Regions from separate parts of the Homo sapiens genome. Here region 1 is linked to region 2. A link is an interaction called in ENCODE POLR2A ChIA-PET data of the cell type or tissue named here. Cell type or tissue: B cell. All regions are shown on one strand. Each heading gives the region's core, and the rest is flanking DNA. Links, peaks and the distances in the headings are about the cores only. Region 1 holds the start of TRIM72 (tripartite motif containing 72). Region 2 overlaps ITGAM (integrin subunit alpha M).

Region 1 (14,803 bases), core at 3,347-11,346, 69 kb after region 2:
CTTGGCATCTCTGCTCACTGGGCTTGGGCCACAAGATCACACCTGGCTCAACTTCAGTTTGCCCAGCTGTGAGATGAGGCCATGATTGCTTCCCTCCAGGGTTGCAGGCAGGCCTGCATTTTCTTTTTGTTTTTGTTGTTGTTATTGTTGTTGTTTTTTGTTTTTGTTTTTTGTTTTTTTGAGGCGGGGTCTCACTCTGTCGCCCAGGCTGGAGCGCAGGTGCAACCTAGGCTCACTGCAACTTCCAACTCCCAGGCTCAAGCAATCCTCCCATCTCCCATCTCCCAAGTAGCTGGGACTACAGCCACGTGCCACCACACCTGGCTAATTTTTTTAAGTTTTTGTAGAGACAGGTGTTCTCACTATGTTGCCCAGGCTGGTCTCCAACTCCTGGGCTCAAGTGATCCTCCCACCTCGGCCTCCCAAAGTTCTGGGATTACAAGCGTGAGCCACCGAGCCTGGCCAACAGGACTAAATTGATACAAGGCATGGGACTCACCATCTGAGGCCCAGACAAGGCCCAAGGCCCAAGGTCAAGGAGCCTGATCTTCACATCAGCCTAGACCCAGTCTCTGAGCCTTAGTTTTATCTTGAATAAAATGAGGCTGTCTGCATTCCCACCTGCGCTGAGGCAGGAAGGGCTGCCCCAGCAATGTGTATGTCCCAGAGCTCTGTAACCTGCATCATCCAGCTCTTGGGGGGAGGAACTGAGCCCTTGGGCCTCCCCAGCCACAGGCCGCCAGAGTCACTCTCTGACCCAGGCCAGTCCCCAGGGTTCCAGGAGCTCTGCAGAGCCTCAGTCCCCAATTGGCAGGATTTATCATCTCCACCGTCCAGAGAGGGGCAGAGACTGACCAAGGATCACACAGCAAGTCAGTGGCTCAGACCTAGGCCCCAGCGTCCCGTGCCACCAACAGCAGCAGCATTTTCATGTCAGTCACCCACTGCAAACCCCATGCTCTCAAAGGCCCTCCTCCCAACACAGGTTAGAGGACTGCAGCGGCAGTCCAGAGGCAAAGGGGCAATGGGTACCTCCTTCAGTGGCCTCCCCAGTTGGGACTGGGAGGCCTCTCCAGGGTGGCTAGGGCCTCCCATCAACTGCCTGGTCACACACAAACCTGAGCCAGTCCCTCCCGGTACCTGGCATCAGAGCCCGGAACATCTTCCTCCACACCTGGAATTTGAAGTCATCTGAGATAATTGGCAGCTGGATGTCCAGACGGGCGGGTGGGGGAGACTCTGCCAGGATCTTCTGCAGCCTGGGGGTGGGGAGGGGAAGGGGAGGCATGTGTGAGGGGGGAGGACAAGGGCTGGGGGGATTCCAGGATCTCCCCACATCGCACCCCTGCTTAAAACTCTTCCTTTGGAGTTTTGGTTTGGGAAGATGAGAAAATTCTGGAGATAAACACTGGTGATGGTTGTACAATGTGAATGTACTTAGCACCACTGAATTTAAATGCACACTTAAAAATGCTTAAAATGAGCGAGGTAGAGTGTAGTCCCAGCTGCTCAGGGAGGCTGACTCAGGAGGCTCACTGGAGCTCAGAAATTTGAGTCCAGTCTGGGCAACATAGCAAGATCCTGTCTAAAAAAAAAAAAAAAAGAAGAAGAAGAAGCTGAAAATTGTCAATTTTATGTTACATGTATTATTTTACCACTGTTTATTTGGTTTTGGTCTTTTTTTTTTTTTTTTGAGATTGAGTCTGGCTCTATCACCCAGGCTGGGGTGTAGTGGCATGATCTTGGCTCACTGCAGCCTCTGCCTCCCCAGTTCAAGCAATTCTCCTGCCTCAGCCAACCAAGTAGCTGGGATTATAGGCGCCTACCACCATGCCTGGCTAATTTTTGTGTTTTTAGTAGAGGTGAGGTTTTGCCATGTTGGCCAGGCTAGTCTCGAACTGCTGACCTCAGGTGATCTGCCCGCCTCAGCCTCCCAAAGTGCTTGGATGACAGGCGTGAGCCACTGCACCCGGCCCAACTACATTTTCTTTTAATCCTTCTGTTGGGATAAGGTCCAAGCCTCTCAGCTTCGCCAGTGTGCACACACCTACTACCGCAGCTTCCTCTTCCCTCCCACTCGCCAGCCCTCTCGCTGGCTGTCCCCTCTCCCAGCAATGCCATTCTCCCAGCAACACCCTTCTCCCAGCAATGCCCTTCTCCCAGCAACACCCTTCTGCCAGCAACACCCTTCTCCCAGCAACGCCCTTTTCCCTGCAATGCCCTTCTCCCCACAATGCCCTTCTCTCTGCAATGCCCTTCTTCTCCCAGCAATACCCTTCTCCCCGCAATGCCCTTCTCCCAGCAATGCCCTTCTCCCAGCAATGCCCTTCTCCCCACAGTGCGCTTCTTCTCCCAGCAATGCCTTTCTCCCCGCAATGCCCTTCTCCCCACAATGCCCTTCTTCTCCCAGCAATGCCCTTCTCCTAGCAATGCCCTTCTTCTCCCAGCAATGCCCTTCTCCCAGCAATGCCCTTCTCCCAATGCCCTTCTCCCCAGCAATGCCCTTCTCCCCGCAGTGCCCTTCTCCCCACAATGCCCTTCTCCCCACAATGCCCTTCTCCCTGCAATGCCCTTCTCCCCATAATGCCCTTCTCCCAGCAATGCCCTTCTTCTCCCAGCAATGTCCTTCTTCTCCCAGAAATGCCCTTCTCCCAGCAATGCCCTTCTCCCAGCAGTGCCCTTCTCCCCGCAATGCCCTTCTCCCCATAATGCCCTTCTCCCAGCAATGCCCTTCTTTTCCCAGCAATGTTCTTCTCCCAGCAATACCCTTCTTCTCTCAGCAATGCCCTTCTCCCCGCAATGCCTTTCTCCTCACAATGCCCTTCTTCTCCCAACGCTTTGCCTAGCCAGCTCCTGTTCATCCCTCCAGGCCCCAACTCAAACATTCACTCCATCCCTGGCCACCTCTTTCCCTCAACGGCCACACTGAGCACACAGTGACGCCTGTGTCCCCACCCACATGTGTCTCACGGCACCAATCTAGGAGGTCCCTGAGTGAAAGGATCCTTCCAGATCATTTCTGTCTACAACCTTGTGTTCAGGCAGGGGTGGGGCAGCAGACTGAATTGCGGGTGTGCAGGCACAATAGTGAGTGGAGAGTGAGCCGGCTGGTGTCCCTAGAAGACTGGGACAAGTCGGGCAAAGGGACAGGGCCAGGTTGCTCTCACCTGCTGGTCACCAGGCAGTATTTCTGGAGAGAGAGAAAAAGAGAATGGTGGTGAAGCCGATGGTGGGGACACTGGAAACTTTTGAGGATGGGGTAGACAACTAGGAATGCTGAGTGCAACGTCAGAAAGAATCAGAAAAGCTAAAAGAGGCCAGACGAGGTGGCTCATGCCTGTAATCTCAACACTTTGGGAGGCCAAGGTGTGTGGATTGCTTGAGGCCAGGAGTTCGAGACCAGCCTGGCCAACATGGTGAAACCCCATCTCTACTAAAAATACAAAAAAAATAGCTGGGCATGGTGGCAGGCACCTGTAATCCCAGCTACTTGGGAGGCTGAGCCACGAAAATCACTTGAACCCGGGAGAAGGAGGTTTCAGTGAGCCGAAGTCATGCCACTGCACTCCAGCCTGGGCAACAGAGCAAAGCCCTGTCTCAAAAAAAAAAAAAAAAAAAAAAAAAAAAAACGCAAAAGAGACCTAGAACTCAAGGCCACCCCTACCCCTTCACTTTTATGTGGATTACAAAAAGGTATCTTTGCCTCCAAGAAACTCTGATTCCACCTGTTAGAAAACTGTCCTAATAGGCCGGGTGCGGTGACTCATGCCTGTAATCCCAGCACTTTGGGAGGCCAAGGCAGGCAGATTGTTTGAGCCCAGGCATTTGAGACCAGTCTGGGCAACATAATGAGACCCCCATCTCTACTAAAAATACAAAAACTAGCCAGGTAAGCGCCTGTAGTCCCAGCTATGGGAGGCTGAGATTGGAGGATTGCTTGAGCCTACAAGGCTGCAGTGAGCTATGATCATGCCACTGCACTCCAGCCTGGGTGACAGAGTGAGACCCTGCCTTTAAAAAAAAGACCAGGCGCGGTGGCTCACGCCTGTAATCCCAGCACTTTGGGAGGCTAAGGCAGGTGGATCACAAGGTCAGGAGATCAAGACCATCCTGGCTAACACGGTGAAACCCTGTCTCTACTGAAAAATAGAAAAAATTAGCCAGGCGTGGTGGCGGGTGCCTGTAGTCCCAGCTACTCGGGAGGCTGAGGCAGGAGAATAGCATGAACCCAGGAGGCGGAGCTTGCAGTGAGCCAAGATCCTGCCACTGCACTCCAGCCTGGGTGACAGAGTAAGACTCCATCTCAAAAAATAAAAAATAAAAATAAGAGTGTCCTAATAAATATATAAACCTACAATGTCTATGATATGAATAGTGCTCACTTAATACAATGTCCTTATGCAGTGCTCAACCTAAACAACCATATAGCAGTCCTGAGGCCTGCCCCTCCCGGCTGTGTGCTGCTGGCTTATCCCTGCCCCTCTCTGGGCCTATCTGACAATGGGATGAGGTCTCTGGGCCCTGAGCAGGGGGCTGAGGCAGGGAGGGGGGTCACCCAGTGCTCACCATGAGGAACTCAGTCTGCGGCTTGTCCGCCACCTCCTCCAGGACCTTCTCCATCTGCCGCAGCTGCTCCAGGTAAGAGTTCAGGCTCCCCAGCTCCCGGCGCAAGGCGACCCCTGCCTCACCCCGTACACGCTCTGCCTCGCGGTCCAAGGAGCCCTCCAGTGCAGCCAGGAACACCCGCATCTTGCCCAGCTGCTCCCCCACGGCCCCCCGGAACTGACGCACTGTCTCCTGCAGGGATGGGGCAGTGATTGAAGGGATAAAGACTCTTGGCTGGAGACCCCTAGCCTGGCCCCCAGCCCTCAGACATGGCCCTGTGAAGTCCTCACCTCCACCTCCACCAGCTGATGCTCCAGCACAGCCACACTCTTCTCCTTGCGCATGCATGCCTCCTGCAGCTGCAGTTTCTGCTGTGGCAGCTGTGTCTGGGGGTCGAGGCATGGAGAAGTGATGGGGATGCCACCCACCCAAAACCCACACCTCCCATCCTAAACCTGCCCTCTGTGGCTCAACCTCAATGCCAGCTCCTCCTCCAGCCATCTTCCCATCCCCAAACCCACTTACATGCCTCCCAGCCCCAGCCAGTGCTACTCCTGAGGTCCGAATGCTTCCCCTGCCCCTTGTCTATTTTGGTGCGGTTTTTTATTTATTTATTTTGGTGTTTTGTTTTGAGACAGGGTCTCACACTGTTGCCCTGGCTGGAGCAGTGGCATGATCACAGTTAACTACAGCTTCAACTTCCCAGGCTTAATTGACCCTCTCACTTCAGTCTCCCAAGTAGCTGGAACTATAGGCACACACCACCGTGCCCAGCAAATTTTCTGATTTTTTTTTTTTTGAGTTGGAGTCTCGCTCTGTCACCCAGGATGCAGTGCAGTGGCACAATCTCAGCTCACTGCAACCTCCACCTCCTGGGTTCAAGCGATTCTCCTGCCTCAGCCTCCCAAGTAGCTGGGACTAATTTTGGTGCACCACCACGCCTGGCTAATTTTGGTATTTTTAGTAGAGACAGGGTTTCACCATGTTGGCCAGGCTGGTCTCAAACTTCTGACCTCAGGTGATCCACCCACGTCAGCCTCCCGAAGTGCTGGGATTAGACATGAGCCACCACTCCTGGCCATGATTTTTTAAAATATTTTTGTAGAGACAATCTCACTATATTGCCCAGACTGGTCTCCAACTCCTGGCCTCAAGCAATCCTCCCACCTCAGCCTCCCAGCATGCTGGGATTACAGGCATGAACCGCCACACCCCCAGCCCCTTGTCTGTTTTGTTGACCCCTCCCTGGCCTTGCCTTCCCTGATCCCCTCTGCTCAGCAGTCAGCCCCATAGCACAGGTCTTTGCGAGGATGACAAACATCAGTGTGGTTTGGTCTCTCCCACCAGACAGGCAGGCACAGAGCTTGGCACACAACAGACCTCAGGGGGTACATGAAGGATATATGAAAGAAGAAAGGCAACCTACCCCTACTCCTGGGCTTCCTCTCTTACTTAAAAGCAGAACATCAGCCTCAGTCAGCCTGTCAGCCTGACCACCAAGTCAGCCTGCCTGTACACACATGGGCTTGGAGTAGGGGGCAGGAAATTTAATTAAAATGTCCCCTGCTGGCCGGGCGTGGTGGCTCACACCTGTAATCCCAGCACTTTGGGAGGCCAGGGCGGGTGGATCACGAGGTCAGGAGTTCAAGGCCAGCCAGACCAAGATAGTGAAACCCCATTTCTACTAAAAATACAAAAATTACCTGGGCGCTGTGGCAAGTGCCTGTAATCCCAGCTACTCGGGAGGCTGAGGCAGGAGAATCACTTGAACCAGGGAGGCGGAGGTTGCAGTGAGCCAAGAATGTGCCACTGCACTCTAGCCTGGGCGACAGAGCAAGACTGCATTTCAAAAAAAAAAAAAAAAATGTCCCCTGCACAGACCAACCATTCTGTGGTCTAGATCTTACCCAAGACCTCAAATGCAAATATGCAAATATAGGAGAGCTCCCAATACTCCTGCCAAAGCCATTTTTTTTTTTTTTTTTTTTTTTTTTGGAGACAGGATTGCCTAGGCTGGAGTGCAGTGGCAGAATCACAACTCGAACTCCTAGGCTCAAGCAATCCTTTTGCTTCAGCCTCCCGAGTAGCTGGCACTACAAGCATGAGCAACCATGCCAGGCTACAAAGCCACTTCTTTGCTGGGAGGTGCCTGACCATGGAATCAGTTCCATTCCTGCCTCAATGACTTGCAACCTGTTTCCTCCTCTGCAGATTGGGAACAGCAATCCCCACCTCAACAATTTGGCGCCCCCACTCTCCCAGGGGAAACTGGGGGACCCTCTAGGCGGTGTTTGCAGAGTCCCCTCCCAGCAGGAGCCACAGGGTTGAATAGGAGCTGCCAGATCAGTCTCCTTCCCGGGACATCCCCGGGGGCGGCAGCTCCACCTGCTGCAGGAAAGGTAGGACCTGATGGCTCCAGGCCCTCGGAGGCTCAGAGGCGCAGGGCTGAGCCATGGGAACGAAGCGCGAGGCCATCCTGAAGGTGCTGGAGAACCTGACACCGGAGGAGCTCAAGAAGTTCAAGATGAAGCTGGGGACGGTGCCGCTGCGCGAGGGCTTTGAGCGCATCCCGCGGGGCGCGCTCGGGCAGCTAGATATCGTGGACCTCACCGACAAGCTGGTCGCCTCCTACTACGAGGACTACGCAGCCGAGCTCGTCGTGGCCGTGCTGCGCGACATGCGCATGTTGGAGGAGGCCGCACGGCTGCAGCGGGCTGCGTGAGGGCCACTCTGAGCTGGTACGTGATCTCGGGACCCAACCCCGCTTCCTCGCCAAGGACCCACGCGTCAGGTCCCGCCCAGAGCCTTCCTGTTCCCCTCCTTCAGGGTCCCTCCTGGGGTCCTCCCTCAGACCTCCGGCCAGCCCCTCCCGGGGGCGAAGGGCTGGGCTGCCGCGAACCCTGGTGGGCTGCATCTCGCCCCACTGCCCCCTTCCAGGCTCCTGGGCTGCCTGGGCCCTGTTCCGTTTCATGGGTTCTGTGCTTTCTTCGCAGATAAAGACGGGCAAGGTTGGGCGAGGTTGGGTTTTTTTTGTTTGTTTGTTTTTTGTTTTTTTTTTAGCGGCAGCAAGATTTATTGCAAAGAGCAAAAGAACAAAGCTTCCACAGCATGGAAGGGGATCCGAGCGGGTTGCCCTGAGGTTGGGGTCTTAAGCACAGGTGTGCTGGGATGGGAGGGGTCCCGGGAGGAGGCTCCTGCCCTGAGCTAGGAGACCACCAGCTAGGACTGGGCTGAACTGGGCCAGGCAGGACTGAGAGGCTGGGTCCCTGGGAAGTCTGGGGGCCTCGAATACCAACGAAAGGACGGTGGTCTACCCCTTCTAGGAGGCGGGTCAAGGCAAAAGGAGTAATGCAACGCCTGTGAAGCCAGCCCCACGCGCGCACCAGTCGCGTAAGACAACAGCAGTGTCTCCACCTCGGGGACCAAGGACGCCTCCGTGCCTCCAGACCCCGCCTCCTCCAGCCCCTGCACCTGTCATTTATTCTTCCACTGCCCAATAAATATTCATGGCAGACTTTACTGGGGCTGCGCGCACACGTGCCCGCCGGTAGCTATACGTGTGTGCTTTTGCCACACGGATGACACGCACCAGCCAGTGTGCGTTCGTCTCTATTTGCCTCTGTCTGGGTGTCTCTGCTGGGTACTTCGGGACGCGCACAACTGCGTGTGGGCTCCCAAGGCTTTCGGGACTTCCAGCTCCACCCAGAAAAACATCCTGGACGGGGCTCTCGGTGCCACCCTGGGCCCGCACACATAAGTGCAGATCCCGGCTGCCTAGCCCTTACAGTCTCCCTTCTGGTGAGGCCCCGCCTGGGGACCGTCAGGCCAGCCCAAGTTCCGCAGCTTCAGGGGTGCGTGGGCCTCCGCTGAGCACAAGGGGACAACCCTGCCCCGGCCGCCTGGCTCGGTCCCGAACGCCGCGCCTCCAGTCCAAAGTGGGCCAGCGCCGAGCAGGGAGCCAGCCCGAACGGCCCACCGGGTGCAGGAATGCGAGCGTGGGCCGCAGGGGCTGGTCAGTCCCTGCTCCGCCTGGCTCCGCCCGGCCCATCAGACCCGCCCTGGGGCTCCGCCCGCCCATCTCCAGTTTCCTCTAGGGACTAAGGCCGGGAAACCTACGTTTGCTCAGCGCCCTTATCGCCAGGCTCCATCCCTGCGCGGCTTTCCTCTGCCAGCCCCGCCTTAAGCTCCTCAGACCCTCTTTCCTGGCTGCTTCGCCCCGCCCCCGCCCCCCGCAACTCCAGGAGCTCGTGAGCCTCTCTAGAGACTCAGAATCCAAATCACTGCAGCGACCTCCCCATCGGCCCCGTGCCACCGAACAGCCCCTCCGACCACGATGCGCGCGGATCCCGCACCTTGAGGCGTGCGTGGGCCTCGGCGGCAGGCAGGAGGCGATGACCGCGGTGCGAGCCGAGTGAGGCGCACACTCCGCACACCAGCGCGCGGTCCTGCTCGCAGTAGATGCTCAGCGGGTCCAGGTGCTCCTCGCAGTGGCCCTGCGGCACCTGGGCCAGCCCCTCCACCAGGCGCGCCAGCTGCAGGTTGGTGCTGAGTGCCTGCGGCCGCGTGGGGGCCTGGCAGCAGGGGCAGAGAACGGTGCCATCCGCCGCCGGCTCCCCGGCCACGCGGCCTAGGCAGGCGCGGCAGAAACTGTGGCCGCACTCGGCTGTCACGGGCGCGTCGAACAGCTGCAGGCACAGCGGGCAGGACAGCTCCTGGTGCAGGAGGCCGGGCGCAGCCGACATGGCGGGCCTGGGTGGAGGAGGAGTAGGTTAGGGGGACCCCGCGGCGCCGCGCTCCCGGCCCAGCCCTGGCCCAGCCCTAGCCCAGGCCGGGCCCGCCGCCCCGCAGGGAGAAGCCCCAGCCTGTAAAGACCTCACATCCTACACTGGATGGGACTCTGACGGCCAAGGGGAAAGAGGAACTCGGTCTCAGGCCCAAAAGCAGCCTCCACTGCAATTCTCAGCTCCAACCCCAAAAATATGCCCTATCAGTCAACCCCAGTTCCTGAACACAAGCCCAGATTCTAGCCCACTGTCCTTGCCCTCGCCTTAGCCCCAGGCCTCAGCCTCTGACCTTAGTCCCGGACCCAAATTCTCCAGAGCCCCCACTCCGAGACTCCCCTCCCTCACTTTACCAAGATACCCAGACCTCCCCTCCCCCTCTCTCCAGCCCACGGGACTCACAGGTCTGGTTGGAGATCTTAGGCTGAAAGAGTCTCGAAGGAGGACCGGTCAGGGTTGAGCTTAGCTGGACTGGGGTCAGGGCTGGGTCCAAGGATCTGAGACAAGCAGCAGGCTCCAAGCAAGGACAGGGACTCACAGGGGCAGCTGGCAGTGGACACCACGCGTGATGGGCACACAGTGCTCAGCGGAAGACCCTCCCAGACTGAGCCATGGCCCCAGGACTATATTTAGCTGCCCTGCCCAATCCCTCCCATCACTTCCGGAAACCGTTCTAAAAGTGAGGGCTGAGTAGTCCCTGGGCACACATCACATGACAGGGCCACCTGTCTTGGCCCATCCACTGTTCTCTCCCCGGCCTGCCTGGAGTCAGAGCTCAGAGCCAGCGGGGAGCCAGGGCCTTTCACACCACAGAAAAGACAGAAAATTGAAGGGGGTCTGCCCTTTCTCCCCCCACTCCCACCTCCACACTCTCCAGCTCCTTCCTCCTTGCTGGCAGCCCCTCCCCAGCCTGTCACCCACTCATTCCCCAAGTTTATGGCTGACCAAGGTCACCCTGGCAGGATTACCCCACCTGCAGGAGGGCAGGACCTCACCCCACCCTGAAATGTTTTCTTCCTCCAGAGCTGAGGGGAGGGTCTTTTCCACTTTGGTCTCTCTAGTACACCCAGGACAAGCCTGGGACAAAGTAGGCCTCTCTAAATGCTTGGAGAATGAATGATAGAGAGACATTGAACAAATGAATGAACTGAATCCAGAGCCTGCAGCCCAGAACTCAATTCTGCCCTGGTTCCTGTATGTGTATCTTTCAAATCTCAGCTGAAATTTCATTTAAGTGGCGCTGGGATAACTGGCTAGCCTTATGCAAGAGAATGAAACTGGACCCCTACCTTTCACCATATAAAAAAAATTAACTCAAGATGGGTTAAAGATTTAAATGTAAGACTTCAAACCATAAAAATCATAGAAGAAACCGCAGGAGAAATACTATTCTGGATATCAGCCTTGGTAAAGAATTCTTGACTAAGTCCTCAAAAGCAACAAAAACAAAAATTGTTAAGTGGGACCTCATTAAACTAAAGAGCTTCTGCACAGCAAAAGCAAAAGCAACTATCAACAGACAGACAACTGAAGAATGGAAGAAAGGCCAGGCGCGGTGGCTCACGCCTGTAATCCCAGCACTCTTGGGAGGCCAAGGCGGGTGGATCATGAGGTCAGGAGATCGAGACCACAGTGAAACCCCGTCTCTACTAAAAATACAAAAAATTAGCCGGGCGCAGTGGCGGGCACCTGTAATCCCAGCTACTCAGGAGGCTGAGGCAGGAGAATGGTGTGAACCCGGGAGACGGAGCTTGCAGTGAGCCGAGATCGCGCCACTGCACTCCAGCCTGGGGTACAGAGTGAGACTCCGTCTCAAAAAAAAAGAATGGAAGAAAATATTCACAAACTATGCATCCAACAAAGATCTACTATCCAGAATATATAAAGAAACTAAACATTTCAACAAGCAGAAAACAACCCCATTAAAAAGTTGGCAAGGGCCAGGCACAATGGCTCACACCTGTAATCCCAGCACTTTGGGGGGCCCAGGCGGGTGGATCACTTGAGGTCAGGAGTTTGAGACCAGCCTGGCCAACATGGTTAAACTTCGTCTCTATGAAACATACAAAACTCAGCCGGGTGTGGTGGCAGGTACCTGTAATCCCAGCTACTTGGGAGGCTGAGGCAGGAGAATCGCTTGAACCCGGGAGGCAGAGGTTGCAGTGAACCGAGATCGCACCACTGGACTCCAGCCTGGGTGACAAGAGCGAAACTCCAACTCAAAAAAAATAGCTGGGCATGGTGAAGAACACCTGTAGTCCCAGCTGCTCGGGAGGCTGAGATGGGAGGATTGCTTGAACCTGGGAAGCAGAGGTTGCAGTGAGCCAAGATCATGCCATTGCACTCCAGCATGGGCAACAAGAGCAAAACTCCGTCTCAAAAAAAACAATAAATATTAAAAAAAAGAAAAGAAAGAAATTTCATCTAGAATAAAAACCAAAGTGCTAACTGTGGCTTACAAAGCCCTATCTGCTATGACCCCATTAATCACTCTGACTCTTTTATCACCCCTTTCCCCATTGATCACTCGGCATCAGGGACTTTGCACTTACGGTCCCCTCTGCCTGGAACACTCTCCAACCCAGGTACTGCATGGCATCCTCTTTTTCCTCCCTCAGACTTTGCTCAATATTACCTTTCCAGCAAGACCTCTCCCAATTCCCTGATTTTAAATCTCCTAACTCCCCAACATCTCACTGCCTGGCTTTCCTTTTCTCCATAACATTTATCAGCATCTGACATGCAATGTATTCTACTTGTTTGCTGGTTTCTTGTCTGTCTCTTCCTACGGAATAGAAATTGTGTTTACTGCTTGTCTCCAGCTTAGACTAAAGTGTGTGACACACATTAGGCGCTCTACAGATACTAGGTGAATGAATAAACACGCAAACTCAGTCCCTCTCATTTGGCCTCTCCATCTTTCTCTTAGCTTCCCTCAAACCTTTTCCTGGTTTTACTCTTTCCTCTCTCAACTGCTGTCTCTCTCAGAATGAATTTTTGTTTCTGTTTCACTCTCTTAATCTCCCCTTTGGACTCTCCCTTTGCCTGTCTCTTAGGTTCTTAATTTTTTCTTTTTCTTTTTTTTTTTTTTTTTGAAATGGAGTCTTGCTCTGTCGCCCAGGCTGGAGTGCAGTGGTACAATCTCGGCTTACTGCAACCTCCACTTCCCAGGTTCAAGCGATTCTCCTGCCTCAGCCTCCCGAGTAGCTGGGATTATAGGCACGTGCCACCACGCCCAGCTAATTTTTGTATTTTTAGTAGAGACGGGGTTTCACCATGTTGTCCAGGCTGGTCTCGAACTCCTGACCTCAGGTGATCCACCCGCCTCGGCCTCCCAAAGTGCTGGGATTCCAGGCATGAGCCACCACACCCGACCGCTCATTCCTTCTTGCATGTTATGTGGTGACAGCATGAACTTCTGCTGGCCTGCTTAAGAAGGTAGCTACTTCAGGCTGCCTGACACCTTGTTTAACCTAGGCCCTCGTTCAGGCTGTAAACATTTGGTTCTTTTAGGAGGAAAAAAAGTTCTATTATTCTTTTGGATAAGAGCAATTACCTGTATAAATGACTGCAGATAAAATTCTGAAATTAAGATGTGAAAAGTCTCAGGAAGCTGGTGCTCTTTTTTTTTTCTTTTCCTTTTTTTTTTTTTGTTTTTTTGTTTTTTTGTTTTTTTGAGACGGAGTGTCGCTTTGTCGCCCAGGCTGGAATGCAGTGATGAGATCTCGGCTCACTGCAAGCTCCGCCCTCCTGGGTTCACGCCATTCTCCTGCCTCAGCCTCCCGAGTAGCTGGGACTACAGGCGCCTGCCACCACGCCTGGCTAATTTTTTGTATTTTTAGTAGAGACAGGGTTTCACCATGTTGGCCAGGATGGTCTCGATCTCCTGACCTCGTGATCCGCCTGCCTCGGCCTCCCAAAGTGCTGGGATTACAGGCATGAGCCACTGCGCCCGGCCAAAGCTGGCGCTCTTTACCGGCACACTGAGAAATCCAGGGGAGTTTTGTGTCCCCACCTTCTTTGTCCTTAAGTCTCTGAGGTCTCACTGTGTCGCCCAGGCTGGAGTGCAATGTTATAATCATAGCTCACTACAGCCTCGACCTCCCAGGCTAAAGTGATCCTCCCACCTCAGCCTCCTGAGTAACGGGGACCGCAGGTGTTCACCACCATGCCTGGCTAAAAGCCCCTGATTTCTTCTCTTCCATTCTTGATGGCTCAGACGCAGCCTTGTGTTAGCAATAGGAAGAGGTTTGAAAGAGGGTATATCTGGAGCTGGTCTCTGAAACCACAAGTTGCTCATGCTCAAAAACTCAACTTCCAGAACTTAAATCTCATCCAGAGTTTCCAATATTGCCAAGTTGGGACTGAAGGTCCTGCTGTCATCTATAGGAGTGGGTGTCTAAGACAGGTGGGTGATAGTCAATTCAATCCTTCCCTGCAGATGGGCCAGGACTGGCCTCTGATCCACGGAAGGAACATTGATTGTCTTAAGCAGACTGAGAACAAGAAGAGGCAATAAGCCATGTGCAGGGAAGGAGGGAGTGGTAAACCGGTATAGCTGGCCCTATGAGGTCCCTCAGACCTAAAGAGCTAGGGATAGATTTCAGCTTGTCCTAAGGGAAAGTTTCCCAACAGCTCAAGCAATGAGTGCCTTGGAAGGTAAGAGCTCCTAATTATTGGGTACATGCAGAGAGAGGCCAGAAAGCCCTAGTCAGGGCTGCTACAGAAGCAAGTCCTGAATGCTGACTTCATGAGCTCATGCTGGGCACCCCTGGGAAAATCACCTGCCTCTCTGGGCCTCAGCACGTTCAAATACAATATGTGGATAAATAACACCATCCTGGCTGGGTGTGGTGGCTCACACCTGTAATCCCAGCACTTTGGGAGGCCAAGGTGGGAGGATCACTTGAGTCCAGAAGTTCAAGACCAACCTGGACAACACAGCGAGACCCCCGTCTCTACCAAAAACAAACAAACAAACAAAACAGTATAGTGGCTCACGCCTGTAGTCCCATAGTCCCAGCTACTCCAAAGGCTGAGCCAGGAGAATTGCTTGAACCCTGTCTCAGAAAGAAAAGAAAAAAAAAACCATCCCATAGAGTTGTCATGAGGATTAAACTGAAAAATATGCCACATAGGCCGGGTGCAGTGGCTCACACCTGTAATCCCAGCTCTTTGGGAGGCCGAGGTGGGGGGATCACTTGAGGTCAGGAGTTCAAGACCAGCCTGACCAACATGGTGAAACCCCATCTCTACTAAAATTATAAAATTAGCTGGGCATGGTGGCTGGTGCCTGTAACGCCAGCTACTTGGGGGGCTGAGGCAGGAGAATTGCTTGAACTCAGGAGGCAGAGGTTGCAGTGAGCTGAGATCGAGCCATTGAACTCCAGCCTGGGCAATAAGAACAAAACTCAGTC
Region 2 (14,803 bases), core at 3,136-11,135:
CAGACACTGGGGTCTACTTGAGGGTGGAGGTTGGGAGGAGGCAGGAGCAGAAAAAATAACCATTGGATACTAGGCTTAATACCTGGGTGACAAAATACTCTGTACAACAAACTCCCATGACATGAGTTTACTTATATAACAAACTTTCATGTGTACCCTCAAACCTAAAGTAAAAGTTGAAAAATTATAAAATATCAATCTAATTTTTTTAAATTAAATAAATAAATAAAAAGTGACAGCTACTTAATGGTATGTATCAAGATTCTTTTCAAAATTCTTTTGGATACTCTACTTTTTTATTTTTTATATAAATTTTAGAATTGGCTAAATTCTGCAAAATATACTTCTAGGATTTTTACCTTTTTATGAATATGTAATAATTGCACATATTTATAGGGAACATGTGATATTTTTATACAAGCATACAATGTGTGATGATCAAATCAGGGTAACTGGGATATCCGTTGCCTCAAGGATTTATCATTTCTTTTGCTGGGAACATTCCAATTCCATTCCTGTAGTTATTTTGAAATACACAATAAATTATTGTTAACTATAGTCACCCTACTGTGCTACCAAACACTAGGTCTTATTTTTCCTAACTGTATTTTTGTACCCATTAACCATCCCCTCTTTACCCCATCCTCCTTACTACCCTTCCCAGTCTCTAGTAACCCATCATGCTACTCTCTACCTCCATGAGATCCATTTTTTTTTAGCTCCTACACATGAATGAGAACATGCAATATTTGTTTTTCTGTGCCCGGGTTGTTTTACTTAACATAATGTCCTCCAGTTCCAATCCTGTTATTGCAAATCACAAGATTCATTCATCTTATGGCTGAATAATATTCCTTTGTGTACCAGAAAAATGCAAATGAAAACCACAATGAGATATCATCTCATTCCAGTTAAAAGGGCTTTTATCGAAAAGACAAACAATGATGGATGCTGGCAAAGATGCAGAGAAAGAGGAACCCTCATGCACTGTTAGTAGGAATGTAAATTAGTAAAGCCACTATAGAGAACAATATGGAGGCTCCTCAAGAAAACTAAAAATGGAACTACCACATGATCCAGCAATCCCAGTGCTGGGTATATTGCCAAAGGAAAGGAAATCAGTATACTGAAGAGATAACTGCACTCCCGTGTTTATCGCAGCACTATTCACAATAGTCGAGATATAGAATCAACTTAAGTGTCCATCAACAGATGAATGGATAAAGAAAATGTGGTACATGTGCACAATGGAATATTATCCAGGATTTTTACTGCATTGAATCTGTAGATCAACCCAGGGAGAATTGACATCTTAACAATATTGGAACTATAATATTCGAATCCATGACCACAGCGTCTCTCTCCATTTATTTAGGTCTTTTATTTCTCTCATTAGTGTTTTGTAGTTTTCAGCATAAAGTTACCGTACATGATTCGTTTGATTTATACCTAAATATTTCATGGTATTTTATGCTATTGTAAATGGTACTTTTTAATTTAAATTTCCAATTGTTCAATTATATTATAGAAATAAAACTAATTTTTATACATTGCTCCTATATCCTGAGAACTTACTGAAAAAACCTATTATCATAGCTTTTTTATAGGTTCTTTGGAATTTTCCATGCAATTGTATCATCTGCAAATAGAGAGGGTTTTATTTCTTCCTTTCCTCTTTATATTTTTTTTTCTTCTTTTTCCTGCTTTATTGCATTGGCTAGGTCTTTCAGTACAATGTTGGATAGGAATTATAAAAGTAGATATTCTTGTCTTGTTTCCAATTTTAGGTGAAAAGCATTCTCTTTCACTTTTAAGTATAATGCCTGGTAGAGATTTTTTGTAAATGCTCTTTTTCAGCTTGAGGAAGTTCCCTTTAGTTCCTAGTCGGCTGAGAGTATTTTTAATCATGAAACGATGTTGTATGTTGTCAAATTAGAGTTCTATATCTGTTCAGGTGGTTACATGTTTTTTCTTCTTTAATCTGCTGTTATGGTGAATCACATTGTTTTCTTCAAAGTAGCTTTTATAATTTAGATTAAATGTATAGACCATAAAATTTACCATTTTAAAGTATAAGGTTCACTGGGTTTTAGTACCTTCACAATGTTGTGTAATCATCACCACTACCTCCAGAACATTTCCATCTTCCCAGAAAGAAATTCTCTACCTGTTAGCAGTATTTCCAATCCCCAGTCCAACCCCCAGCCCCTGGAAACCACTAATTTACTTTCTGGCTTGATGGCTTTGTAAGTTTTGAATTGGAAAGTGTGAACCCTCCAGCTTTGTTCCCCTTTTCTAAGATTGTTTTGGATACAAGATCAATATGTAAGAATCAGTTGTATTTCTTTTTTTTTTTTTTTTTTTTTGGATGGAGTTTCACACTTGTTGCCCAGGCTGGAGTGCAATGGCATGATCTCGGCTCACCATAACCTCTGCCTCCCAGATTCAAGCGATTCTCCTGCCTCAGCCTCCCAAGTAGCTGAGATTACAGCCATGTGCCACCACACCTGGCTAATTTTGTATTTTTAGTAACGACAGGGTTTCTCCATGTTGGTCAGGCTGATCTCAAACTCCTGACCTCAGGTGATCCACCTGCCTCGGCCTCCCAAAGTGCTGGGATTACAGGCGTGAGCCACTGGGCCCGGCCAGTTGTATTTCTATATCCCTAAACAATCGGAAATTTATTTTTTTATTATACTTTAAGTTCTAGGGTACATGTGCACAACGTGCAGGTTTGTTACATATGTATACATGTGTCATGTTGGTGTGCTGCATCCATTAACTTGTCATTTACATTAGGTATATCTCCTAATGCTTTCCCTCCTCCCTTCCCCCACCCCACAACAGGCCCTGGTGTGTGATGTTCCCCTTCCTGTGTCCAAGTGTTCTCATTGTTCAATTCCCACCTATGAGTGAGAACATGCAGTGTTTGGTTTTTTTGTTCTTGCGATAGTTTGCTGAGAATGATGGTTTCCAGCTTCATCCATGTCCCTACAAAAGACATGAACTCATCCTTTTTTATGGCTGCATAGTATTCCATGGTGTATATGTGCCACATTTTCTTAATCCAGTCTATCGTTGATGGACATTTGGGTTGGTTCCAAGTCTTTGCTATTGTGAATAGAGCCGCAATAAACATTCGTGTGCATGTGCCTTTATAGCAGCATGATTTATAGTCATTTGGGTATATACCCAGTAATGGGATGGCTGGGTCAAATGGTATTTCTAGTTCTAGATCCTTGAGGAATCGCCACACTGTCTTCCACAATGGTTGAACTAGTTTACAGTCCCACCAACAGTGTAAAAGTGTTCCTATTTCTCCACATCCTCTCCAGCACGTGTTGTTTCCTGACTTTTTAATGATCACCATTCTAACTGGTGTGAGATGGTATCTCATTGTGATTTTGATTTGCATTTCTCTGATGGCCAGTGATGATGAGCATTTTTTCATGTGTCTGTTGGCTGCATAAATGTCTTCTTTTGAGAAATGTCTGTTAATATCCTTCACCCACTTGTTGATGGGGTTGTTTTTTTCTTGTAAATTTGTTTGAGTTCTTTGATGATTCTGGATATTAGCCCTTTGTCAGATGAGTAGATTGCAAAAATTTTCTCCCATTCTGTAGGTTGCCTGTTCACTCTGATGGTAGTTTCTTTTGCTGTGCAGAAGCTCCTTAGTTTAATTAGATCCCATTTGTCAATTTTGGCTTTTGTTGCCATTGCTTTTGGTGTTTTAGACATGAAGTCCTTGACCATGCTTATGTCCTGAATGGTAATGCCTAGGTTTCCTTCTAGGGTTTTTATGGTTTTAGGTCTAACATATAAGCTTTTAATCCATCTTGAATTAATTTTTGTATAAGGTGTAAGGAAGCGATCCAGTTTCAGCTTTCTACATATGGCTAGCCAGTTTTCCCAGCACCATTTATTAAATAGGGAATCCTTTCCCCATTTCTTGTTTTTGTCAGGTTTGTCAAAGATCAGATGGTTGTAGACATGTGGAATTATTTCTGAGGGCTCTGTTCTGTTCCAACAATTGGAAATTTAAATTTAAAAACCAGTACAATTTACAATAGTGCCAAAGGTCATGAAACATTTAGGTATAAGTCTAATATATGGGTCCCTTCTGTTTCCATATGGACTTCAGGATCAGCTTGTCCATTTCTGCAATATTGGTATTTGGGATATTGAACAAGCCCTGCATGTCTGGGATAAGCCACACCTACCCTTCTTTCCTGTTTTCTCCCACCACTCCTCCCACCACCCTATACGCATATTCTGACCCTCCATTCCATTCTCTCTCCCTCCTCTGGCCCCTTGCTTCCCCACACCCCTTTTCACTTCTCTTGTGCTTCCACCTCAGGCCTTGGCTTAGCTGCCACTTCCACCAGGAAGGCTTCCATACTGCCTTTCTGTGGGTGCCCCTCCCATTTGCTCTCATAACTCCCAGACTGTCCCACTTTAAGCATCTATCACCCTTGATGGTAATGTGCGTGTACTTGTGTGGGGTGGGGGAGTTGACCAGCCAGCCTTCCTCATGTGGTCCTGACCACACACCGAAAACAGAGAAGTGGCATCCAATCCACACTTGACTTCCCGTAATTCCTCTACACTTTTTTCCCCACCCCATCCCTTATACATGTCAGGCATTGACACCATCAATGGCCAGTATGTGTTTAGAGAGACCACGTGAAGAATTTGACTATTGGCAAAGAATTATGACAAGCTGTTCAGGTATCAGGAGAAACTGGTTTCATCCCCATACAATGCATTAATTACAAGTCAAAGAGAACCACCGACAAAAATTTTAAAAACACACAGAACTACAGGCAGAAACGAAAAATGAAGTACCTGGGAACACAGCTAACCAAGGAGGTAAAAGGTCTCTACAAAGAGAAATACACTGTTGAAAGAAATCAGAGACGACACAAATAAGCGGAAAAGTATTCCATGCTCATGGATTGGAAGAATCAATATTGTTAAAATGGCCACACTGCTCAAAGCAATTTGCAGATTCAATGCTATTTGTATCAAACTACCAATGCCATTGTTCACAGATAGAAAAAACTATTCTAAAATTAATACGGAACAAAAAAAGAGCCTAAATAGCAAAAGCAATCCTAAGCAAAAATAACAAAGCTGGAGGCATCACACTATCCGAATATGAGGCTATAGTAACCAAAACAGTATGGTACTGGTACAAAGACAGACACATAGACCAACGGAATAGAACAGAGAGCCCAGAAATAAAGCCACCCACCTATAACCACCTGATCTTCAATAAAGACTATGAAGCAAGCAATGGGGAAAGAACTCCCTATTCAATAAAGAGTGTGGAGATAACTGGCTATCCATATGCAGAAGAATGAAACTGAACCCCTTCCTTACACCTTATACAAAAATCAACTCAAGGTGTATTAAAGATTTAAATGTGATTAAAGACTTAAATCACATGGATTAAAGATTTAAATGTGAGCCCTCGAACTATTAAAATCATTGAAGAAAACCTAGGAAATACTTTCTCAACAGCAGCCTTGGCAAAGAACTTTCGGCTAAGCCCTCAAAAGCAACTGCAACAAAAACAAAAATCAACAAGTGGGAACTAATTAAAGAGTTTCTGTAGAGCAAAAGAAACTATCAACAGAGTAAACAGAAAACTTTCAGAATGGGAGAAAATATTTGCAAACCACATCTGACAAAGGTCTGAAATCCAGAATCTATAAGGAACTTCAACAAATCAACAAGCAAGAAACAAATAACCCCATTAAAAAGTGGGTAAAGGACATAAACAGACACTTCTCAAAGGAAGACATACAAGTAGCCAAAAAACATTTGAAAAAGAAAGTTCATTATCACTAATCACCAGAGAAATGCAAATCATAAACCACAATGAGATACCATCTCACACCAGTCAGAATGCTATTATTAAAAAGACAATAACAGATGCTGGTAAGGCAATGAAGAAAAAGGAACGCTTATACATTGTTGGCTGGTGGGAATGTAAATTAGTCCAGCCACTGTGGAAAGCAGGTTGAAGATTTCTCAAAGAATATAAAACAGGGCTACTATTCAGCCCAGCAATCTCATTACTGGCCATATATCCAAAAGAAAATAAGCTGTTCTATCAAAAAGATACATGCTCGTATGTTCATCACAGCACTATTCACAATAGAAAGACATGGAATCAACCTAGGTGTCTATCAGTGGTGGATTGGAAAAGAAAATGTGGTACATATACACCATCAAATACTACGCCACCATAAAAAAAAAAATGAATCACATCCTTTGCGGCAACATGGATGCAGCTGGAGGCTATAATCCTAAGTGAATTGGCACAGGAACAGAAAATCAAATACTGCATGTTCTCACTTATAAGTGGGAGCTAAACACTGGGTATACATAGACATAAAGATGGGAATGATAGATACTGCAGACTACCAGATGGAGGAGCAGGAGGTGTGGGTTGGAAAACCACCTATTGGGCCAGGCGCAGTGGTTCACACCTGTAATCTCAGCATTTTGGGAGGCCAAGGCAGGAGGATTGCTTGAGCTCAGGAGTTCAAAACCAGCCTGGGCAACGTTGCTTGAGCTCAGGTGTTCAAAACCAGCCTGGGCAACATAGTGAGACCCTGTCTCTAAAAAAAAAAAAAGAGAGAGAAAAGAAAAGAAAAAGAAAAAAGAAAAACCACCACAGGTACTATGCTCACTACCTGGGTGATGGGATCTGCAGCCCAAACCTCAGCAACATGCAATGTATGCATGTAACAAGCCTATACATGTACCCCAAATCTAAAACTTGAAATTTTTTTTTTAATTGAGATGAAGTCTCGCCCTGTCATCCAGGCTGGAGTGCAGTGGCAAGATCCCAGCTCACTGCAACCTCTGCCTCCCAGGTTCAAGTGATTCTTCTGCCTCAGCCTCCCGAGTAGCTGGGATTACAGATGCACACGCCACCACGCTTGGCTAACTTTTTTTAATATTTTTTATTTTTAGTAGAGACAGAGTTTCACCATATCGGCCAGGCTCGTCTCAAACTCCTGACCTCAGGTGATCCACCTGCCTCAGCCTTCCAAAGTGCTGGTAAGGGAGGAGACCACCCCTCATGTTGTCTTATGCCCAATTTCTGCCTCCAAAGAAAGAAGTAAAAACTAAAAGGCAGAAATTAAATCCACGGGCTGTGCTGCACCCTGGGTCTGGTTAAAGATCAACTCATGACCTAACCAGTTATGTTATGTATAGATTCCAGACATGGTATGGAAAAGCATTGTGAAAATCTCTGTCCTGTTCTGTTCCGTTCTGTTTACTGGTGCATGCAGCCCTCAGTCACGTACCTCCTGCTTGCTCAATCGATCACGACCCCCTCACGTGGACCTGTTTAGAGTTTTAAGCCCTTAAAAGGACAGGAATTGCTCACTCGGGGAGCTCAGTTTTTGGAGACGTGAGTCTTGCTGTAGCTCCTGACTGAATAAAGCCCTTCCTTCTTTAACTCGGTGTCTGAGGGGTTTTGTATGCAGCTTGTCCTGCTACACTGGTATTACAGGCATGAGCCAACATGCCCTGCCTGAAATTTTTTTTTTTAAAGAACTATAGGCAGAGGAGGTTCCAAGATGGCCGAATAGGAACAGCTCCAGTCTACAGCTCCCAGCGTGAGTGACGCAGAAGACAAGTGATTTCTGCATTTCCAACTGAGGTACTGGGTTCATCTCACTGGGGCTTGTAGGAGAGTGGGTGCAGCCCACAGAGTATGAGCCAAAGCAGGGTGGGTCATCGCCTCACCTGGGAAGTGCAAGGGGTTGGGGAATTCCCTTTCCTAGCCAAGGGAAGCCGTGACAGAGAGTAAGTGGAAAATTGGGACACTCCCACCCTAATACTGCACTTTTCCAATGGTCTTAGCAAATGGCACACCAGGAGATTATATCCCGCGTCTGGCTCAGAGGGTCCCACGCCCATGGAGCCTTGCTCACGCTAGCACAGCAGTTTGAGATCAAGCTGCAAGGTGGCAGTGAGGCTGGGGGAGGGGCGTCCACCATTGCTGAGGCTTGAGTAGGTAAACAAAGCGGCCAGGAAGTTCGAACTGGGTGGAGCCCACTGCAGCTCAAGGAAGCCTGCCTGCCTCTGTAGACTCCACCTCTGGGGGCAAGGCATAGCTGAACAAAAGGCAGCAGAAACTTCTGCAGACTTAAATGTCCCTGTCTGACAGCTTTGAAGAGAGTAATGGTTCTCCCAGCATGCAGCTTGGATCTGAGAACAGACAGACTGCCTCCTCAAGTGGGTCCCTGACCCCCAAGTAGCCTAACTGGGGGGCACCTCCCAGTAGGAGCCGACTTACACCTCATACGGCTGGGTGCCCCTCTGCAACGAAGCTTCCAGAGGAAGAATCAGGCAGCAACATTTGCCGTTTTGTAATATTTGCTGTTCTGCAGCCTCCACTGGTGAAACTCAGGAAAACAGGGTCTGGAGTGGAACTCCGGCAAACTCCAACAGACCTGCAGCTGATGGTCCTGACTGTTAGAAGGAAAACTAACAAACAGAAAGGATTTCCACACCAAAACCCCATCTGTATGTCACCATCATCAAAGACCAAAGGTAGATAAAACCACAAAGATGGGGAGAAACCAGAGCAGAAAAGCTGAAAATTTTAAAAATCAGAGCACCTCTTCTCCTCCAAAGGAGCACAGCTCCTCACCAGCAATGGAACGAAGCTGGACGGAGAATGACTTTAACGAGTTGAGAGGAGAAGGCTTCAGATGATCGGTAATAACAAACTTCTCCGAGCTAAAGGAGGATGTTCAAACCCATCACAAAGAAGCTAAAAACCTTGTAAAAAGATTAGACGAATGGCTAACTAGAATAAACAGCATAGAGAAGACCTTAAATGACCTGATGGAGCTGAAAACCATGGCATGAGAATTACGTGATGCATGCACAAGCTTCAGTAGCCAATTCAATCAAGTGGAGAAAGGGTATCAGTGATTGAAGATCAAATGAATGAAATGAGGCAAGAAGAGAAGTTCAGAGAAAAAAAGAGTAAAAAGAAATGAACAAAGCCTCCAAGAAATATGGGACTATGTGAAAAGACCAAATCTACGTCTGATTGGTGTACCTGAAAGTGACAGGGCGAATGGAACCAAGTTGGAAAACACTCTTCAGGGTATTATCCAGGAGAACTTCCCCAATCTAGCAAGGCAGGCCAACATTCAAATTCAGGAAATACAGAGAACACCACAAAGATACTCCTCAAGAAGAGCAACTCCAAGACACATAATTGTCAGATTCACCAAAGTTGAAATGGAGGAAAAAATGTTAAGGGCAGCCAGAGAGAAAGGTCAGGTTACCCACAAAGGGAAGCCCATCAGACTAGCAGCTGATCTCTCAGCAGAAACCCTACAAGCCAGAAGAGAGTGGGGGCCAATATTCAACATTCTTAGAGAAAAGAATTTTCAACCCAGAACTTCATATCCAGCCAAACTAAGCTTCATAAGTGAAGGAGAAATAAAATACTTTACAGACAAGCAAATGCTGAGAGATTTTGTCACCACCAGGCCTGCCCTAAAAGAGCTCCTGAAGGAAGCACTAAACATGGAAAGGAAAAACCAGTGCCAGCCACTGCAAAAACATACCAAATTGTAAAGACCACCGATGCTAGGAAGAAACTGCATCAACTAACGAGCAAAATAACCAGCTAACATCATAATGACAGGATCTAATTCACACATAACAATACTAACCTTAAATGTAAATGGGCTCAATGCTCCAATTAAAAGGCACAGACTGGCAAATTGGATAAAGAGTCAAGACCCATCAGTGTGCTGTATTCAGGAAACCCATCTCACGTGCAGAGACACACATAGGCTCAAAATAAAGGGATGGAGGAAGATCTACCAAGCAAATGGAAAACAGAAAAAACCAGGGGTTGCAATCCTAGTCTCTGATGAAACAGTCTTTAAACCAACAAAGATCAAAGAGACAAAGAAGGCCATTACATAATGGTAAACCGATAAATTCAACAAGAAGAGCCAACAATCCTAAGTATATATGCACCCAGTACAGGAGCACCCAGATTCATAAAGCAAGTGCTTAGTGACCTACACAGAGACTTAGACTCCCACACAATAATAATGGGAGACTTTAACACCCCACTGTCAACATTAGACAGATCAACGAGACAGAAAGTTAACAAGGATATCCAGGAATTGAACTCAGCTCTGCACCAAGCGGACCTAATAGACATCTACAAAACTCTCCACCCCAAATCAACAGAATATACATTCTTTTCAACACCACACCACACCTATTACAAAATTGACCACATAGTTGGAAGTAAAGCACTCCTCAGCAAATGTAAAAGAACAGAAATTATAACAAACTGTCTCTCGGACCACAGTGCAATCAAACTAGAACTCAGGATTAAGAAACTCACTCAAAACCGCTCAACTACATGGAAACTGAACAACCTGCTCCTGAATGACTACTGGATACATAACAAAATGAAGGCAGAAATAAAGATGTTCTTTGAAACCAATGAGAACAAAGACACAACATACCAGAATCCTGAGACACATTTAAAGCAGTGTGTAGAGGGAAATTTATAGCACTAAATGCCCACAAGAGAAAGCAGGAAAGATCTAAAATTGACACCTTAAAATCACAATTAAAAGAACTAGAGAAGCAAGAGCAAACACATTCAAAAGCTAGCAGATGGCAAGAAATAACTAAGATCAGAGCAGAACTGAAGGAAATAGAGACACAAAAAACCCTTCAAAAAATCAATGAATCCAGGAGCTGGTTTTCTGAAAAGATCAACAAAACTGATAGACCGCTAGCAAGACTAATAAAGAAGAAAAGAGAGAAGAATCAAATAGACGCAATACAAAATGAGAAAGGGGATATCACCACCAATCCCACAGAAATACAAACTACCATCAGAGAATACTATAAACACCTCTACACAAATAAACTAGAAAATCTAGAAGAAATGGATAAGTTCCTGGACACATACACCCTCCCAAGACTAAACCAGGAAGAAGTTGAATCTCTGAATAGACCAATAGCAGGCTCTGAAATTGAGGCAATAATTAATAGCCTACCAACCAAAAAAAGTCCAGGACCAGACGGATTCACAGCTGAATTCTACCAGAGGTACAAGGAGGAGATGGTACCATTCCTTCTGAAACTATTCCAGTCAATAGAAAAACAGGGAATCCTCCCTAACTCATTTTTTGAGGCCAGCATCGTCCTGATACCAAAGCCTGGAAGAGACACAACAAAAAAAAGAGAATTTTAGACCAATATCCCTGATGAACATCAACGCAGAAATCCTCAATAAAATACTGACAAACTGAATCCAGCAGCACATCAAAAAGCTTATCCACCATGATCAAGTGGGCTTCATCCCTGGGATGCAAGGCTGGATCAACATATGCAAATCAATAAACATAATCCATCATATAAACAGAACCAAAGACAAAAACCACGTGATTATCTCAATAGATGCAGAAAAGGCCTTTAACAAAATTCAACAGCCCTTCATGCTGAAAACTCTAAATAAACTAGGTATTGATGGGACGTATCTCAAACTAAGAAGAGCTATTTATGACAAACCCGCAGCCAATATCATACTGAATGGGCAAAAACTGGAAGCATTCCCTTTGAAAACTGGCACATGACAGAGATGCCCTCTCTCACCACTCCTATTCAACATAGTGTTGGAAGTTCTGGCCAGGGCAATCAGGCAGGAGAAAGAAATAAAGGGTATTCATATTGTCCCTGTTTGCAGACGACATGATTGTATATTTAGAAAACCCCATTGTCTCAACCCAAAACGTCCTTAAGCTGATAAGCAACTTCAGCAAAGTCTCAGGATATAAAATCAGTGTGCAAAAATCACAAGCATTCCTATACACCAATAACAGACAAACAGAGAGCTAAATCATGAGTGAACTCCCATTCACAATTGCTTCAAAGAGAATAAAATACCTAGGAATCCAACTTACAAGGGATGTGAAGGACCTCTTCAAGGAGAACTACAAACCACTGCTCAATGAAATAAAAGAGGACACAAACAAATTGAAGAACATTCCATGCTCATGGATAGGAAGAATCAATATCGTGAAAATGGCCATACTGCCCAACATAATTCATAGATTCAATGCCTTCCCCATCAAGCTACCAATGACTTTCTTCACAGAATTGGAAAAAGCTACGTTAAAGTTCATGTGGAACCAAAAAAGAGCCCACATTGCCAAGTCAATCCTAAGCCAAAAGAACAAAGCTGGAGGCATCACGCTACCTGACTTCAAACTATATTACAAGACTACAGTAACCAAAACAGCATGGTACTGGTACCAAAACAGAAATATAGACCAATGGAACAGAACAGGGCCCTCAGAAATAATACCACACATCTACAACCATCTGATCTTTGACAAACCTGAAAAAACAAGAAATGGGGAAAGGATTCCCTATTTAATAATGGTGCTGGGAAAACTGGCTAGCCATATGTAGAAAGCTGAAACTGGATCCCTTCCTTACACCTTATACAAAAATTAATTCAAGATGGATTAAAGACTTAAATGTTAGACCTAAAACCATAAAAACCCTAGAAGGAAACCTAGGCAATACCACTCAGGACATAGGCATGGTCAGGGACTTCATGACTAAAACACCAAAAGCAATGGCAACAAAAGCCAATATTGACAAATGGGATCTAATTAAACTAAAGAGCTTCTGCACAGCAAAAGAAACTACCATCAGAGTGAACAGGCCACCTACAGAATGGGAGAAAATTTTTACAATCTACCCATCTGACAAATGGCTAATATCCAGAATCTACAAAGAACTTAAACAAATTTACAAGAAAAAATCAAACAACCCCATCAAAAACTGGGCAAGGGATATGAACAGACACTTCTCAAAAGAAGACATTTATGCAGCCAACAGACACATGAAAAAATGCTCATCATCACTGGCCATCAGAGAAATGCAAATCAAAATCACAGTGAGATACTATCTCACACCAGTTAGAATGGTGATCATTAAAAAGTCAGGAAACAACACGTGCTGGAGAGGATGTGGAGAAATAGGAACACTTTTACACTGTTGGTGGGACTGTAAACTAGTTCAACCATTGTGGAAGACAGTGTGGCGATTCCTCAAGGATCTAGAACTAGAAATACCATTTGACCCAGCCATCCCATTACTGGGTATATACCCAAAGAATTATAAATCATGCTGCTATAAAGGCACACGCACACATATGTTTATTGTGGCACTATTCACAATAGCAAAGACTTGGAACCAACCCAAATGTCCATCAACGATAGACTGGATTAAGAAAATGTGGCACATATACACCATGGAATACTATGCAGCCATAAAAAAGGATGAGTTCATGTCCTTTGTAGGGACATGGATGAAGCTGGAAACCATCATTCTGAGCAAACTGTTGCAAGCACAGAAAACCAAACACTGCATGTTCTCACTCATAGGTGGGAATTGAACAATGAGAACACTTGGACACCAGGTAGGGAACATCACACACCAGGGCCCGTCGTAGGGTGGAGGGAGAGGGAAGGGATAGCATTAGCAGATATACCTAATGTAAATGACGAGCTAATGGGTGCAACACACCAACATGGCACATGTATACATATGTAACAAACCTGCATGTTGTGCACATGTACCCTAGAACTTAAAGTATAATAAAATAAAAATAAAATAAAGAACTATAGGCACCATATCATGGGTGCAGTCCTATTTCAGGAATTTGCAAGAATGATTTTGACTAGAGAGTTTTGCCTCACTCGCTAGTTCCCACATAATATGTGACCATGCTGCTTTTGCAGGGGTGATATTCAAAATAATGAACAGCTGGAGCTGCACAGGTACTGAGCAGGGGCATGGCTGGAGCAGATCCTAGAGGGTGTGTGAAGTGTCCTGCCTGACCTCATAGTTGCTGGATCATGGGGAAGCCCACAGAGACTGGGGAAGCACCAGAGTGCATGGGTGAGGGGGAATCCACCATTTATCAATGAATACGGAATTGTTTCAATATTTTATTAACTAACATGGCTATCCTGGTTATATACGGGTTGAATACCAGCCCTGAGTACAGAAAGACCCATAGAGAGCTCTGTACAGGCAAGCATTGTTATTTATCATTGTTAAAAAAGCTGAGGACACAGCATTCACAAATGCTAAGCTGATCCCACAACTCCCCAGCTCACAGCCCCCAAAGCCTCCTTTACAAGAGGGCCATGCATGTCATCTGAATGCCCCTCCTGGAATCTCTAAGACCCCAGGGCGCCTCTGTTTGCACATTCATGCTCCACAAACCGCACTCACCTGGGTGCCCTTGACATTAGCGTTGGACTCCCACATGCCAGTGTTCTGCCTGAACATCGCTACCAGGCCGATGTGCTGATATCGAGGTGCCCCCAGAACCAGGCTTTGCACCCGGTTCCGTAAGATGATGGCGGCAGCATAACCTGAAGGTGGGGGTCTGAGAGGTGAAGTGCATTCCCTGCCCCCTCCTCCACCATGCAGACCCACCCCTTGAGTAGGGGCACTGGGGCAGCCCCACGCTTGCTGTGTTGGGGTAACTGATCCCTACGCTATATTTCTCTTTATGAACATAATTACAATTCAATTTAGAAGTTTCTGGCCGGGTGCGGTGGCTCACACCTATAATCCCAGCACTTTGGGAGTCCGAGACAGGCGGATCACCTGAGGTCAGGAGTTCCAGACGAGCCTGGCCAACATGGTGAAACCCGGTCTCTACTGAAAATACAAAAAAAGACCAGGCACGGTG

The links. ChIA-PET counts read pairs that join two places held together with the same protein. Peaks named below come from ENCODE experiments on the same cell type or tissue, not always from the same donor. Only the 100,000 strongest peaks of a DNase experiment are listed, where the experiment ranks them.
Region 1: POLR2A ChIA-PET joins it to region 2 with 11 read pairs; 8 of 35 experiments call an interaction of 5 or more read pairs at or near these places.

Annotation. Positions count from the first base shown.
Region 1 is chr16:31,209,283-31,224,085 of GRCh38, reverse strand. TRIM72 (tripartite motif containing 72) reads right to left here and starts at 9,967. Exons shown (of 7, transcript NM_001008274.4): 1 at 9,789-9,967; 2 at 8,958-9,354; 3 at 4,896-4,991; 4 at 4,567-4,797; 5 at 3,168-3,190; 6 at 1,141-1,259. The coding sequence starts at 9,347. PYDC1 (pyrin domain containing 1) reads left to right here and starts at 6,951. Exons shown (of 2, transcript NM_152901.4): 1 at 6,951-7,343; 2 at 7,929-8,124. The coding sequence starts at 7,058. The coding sequence ends at 7,327. RefSeq lists enhancers at 6,816-7,730, 8,646-9,560, 9,561-10,476. In B cell, for the core only: no CTCF peak of the experiment used is centred there; DNase peaks (open chromatin) are centred at 7,235, 8,235 and 9,135; H3K4me3 peaks cover 2,943 bases; H3K27me3 peaks cover 5,830 bases.
Region 2 is chr16:31,277,644-31,292,446 of GRCh38, reverse strand. It overlaps ITGAM (integrin subunit alpha M), which reads right to left. Exons shown (of 30, transcript NM_000632.4): 12 at 14,338-14,480. Among named protein-coding and RNA genes, the nearest start is that of ITGAM, 25 kb to the right of the region's middle. RefSeq lists an enhancer at 7,212-8,411. In B cell, for the core only: no CTCF peak of the experiment used is centred there; no DNase peak of the experiment used is centred there.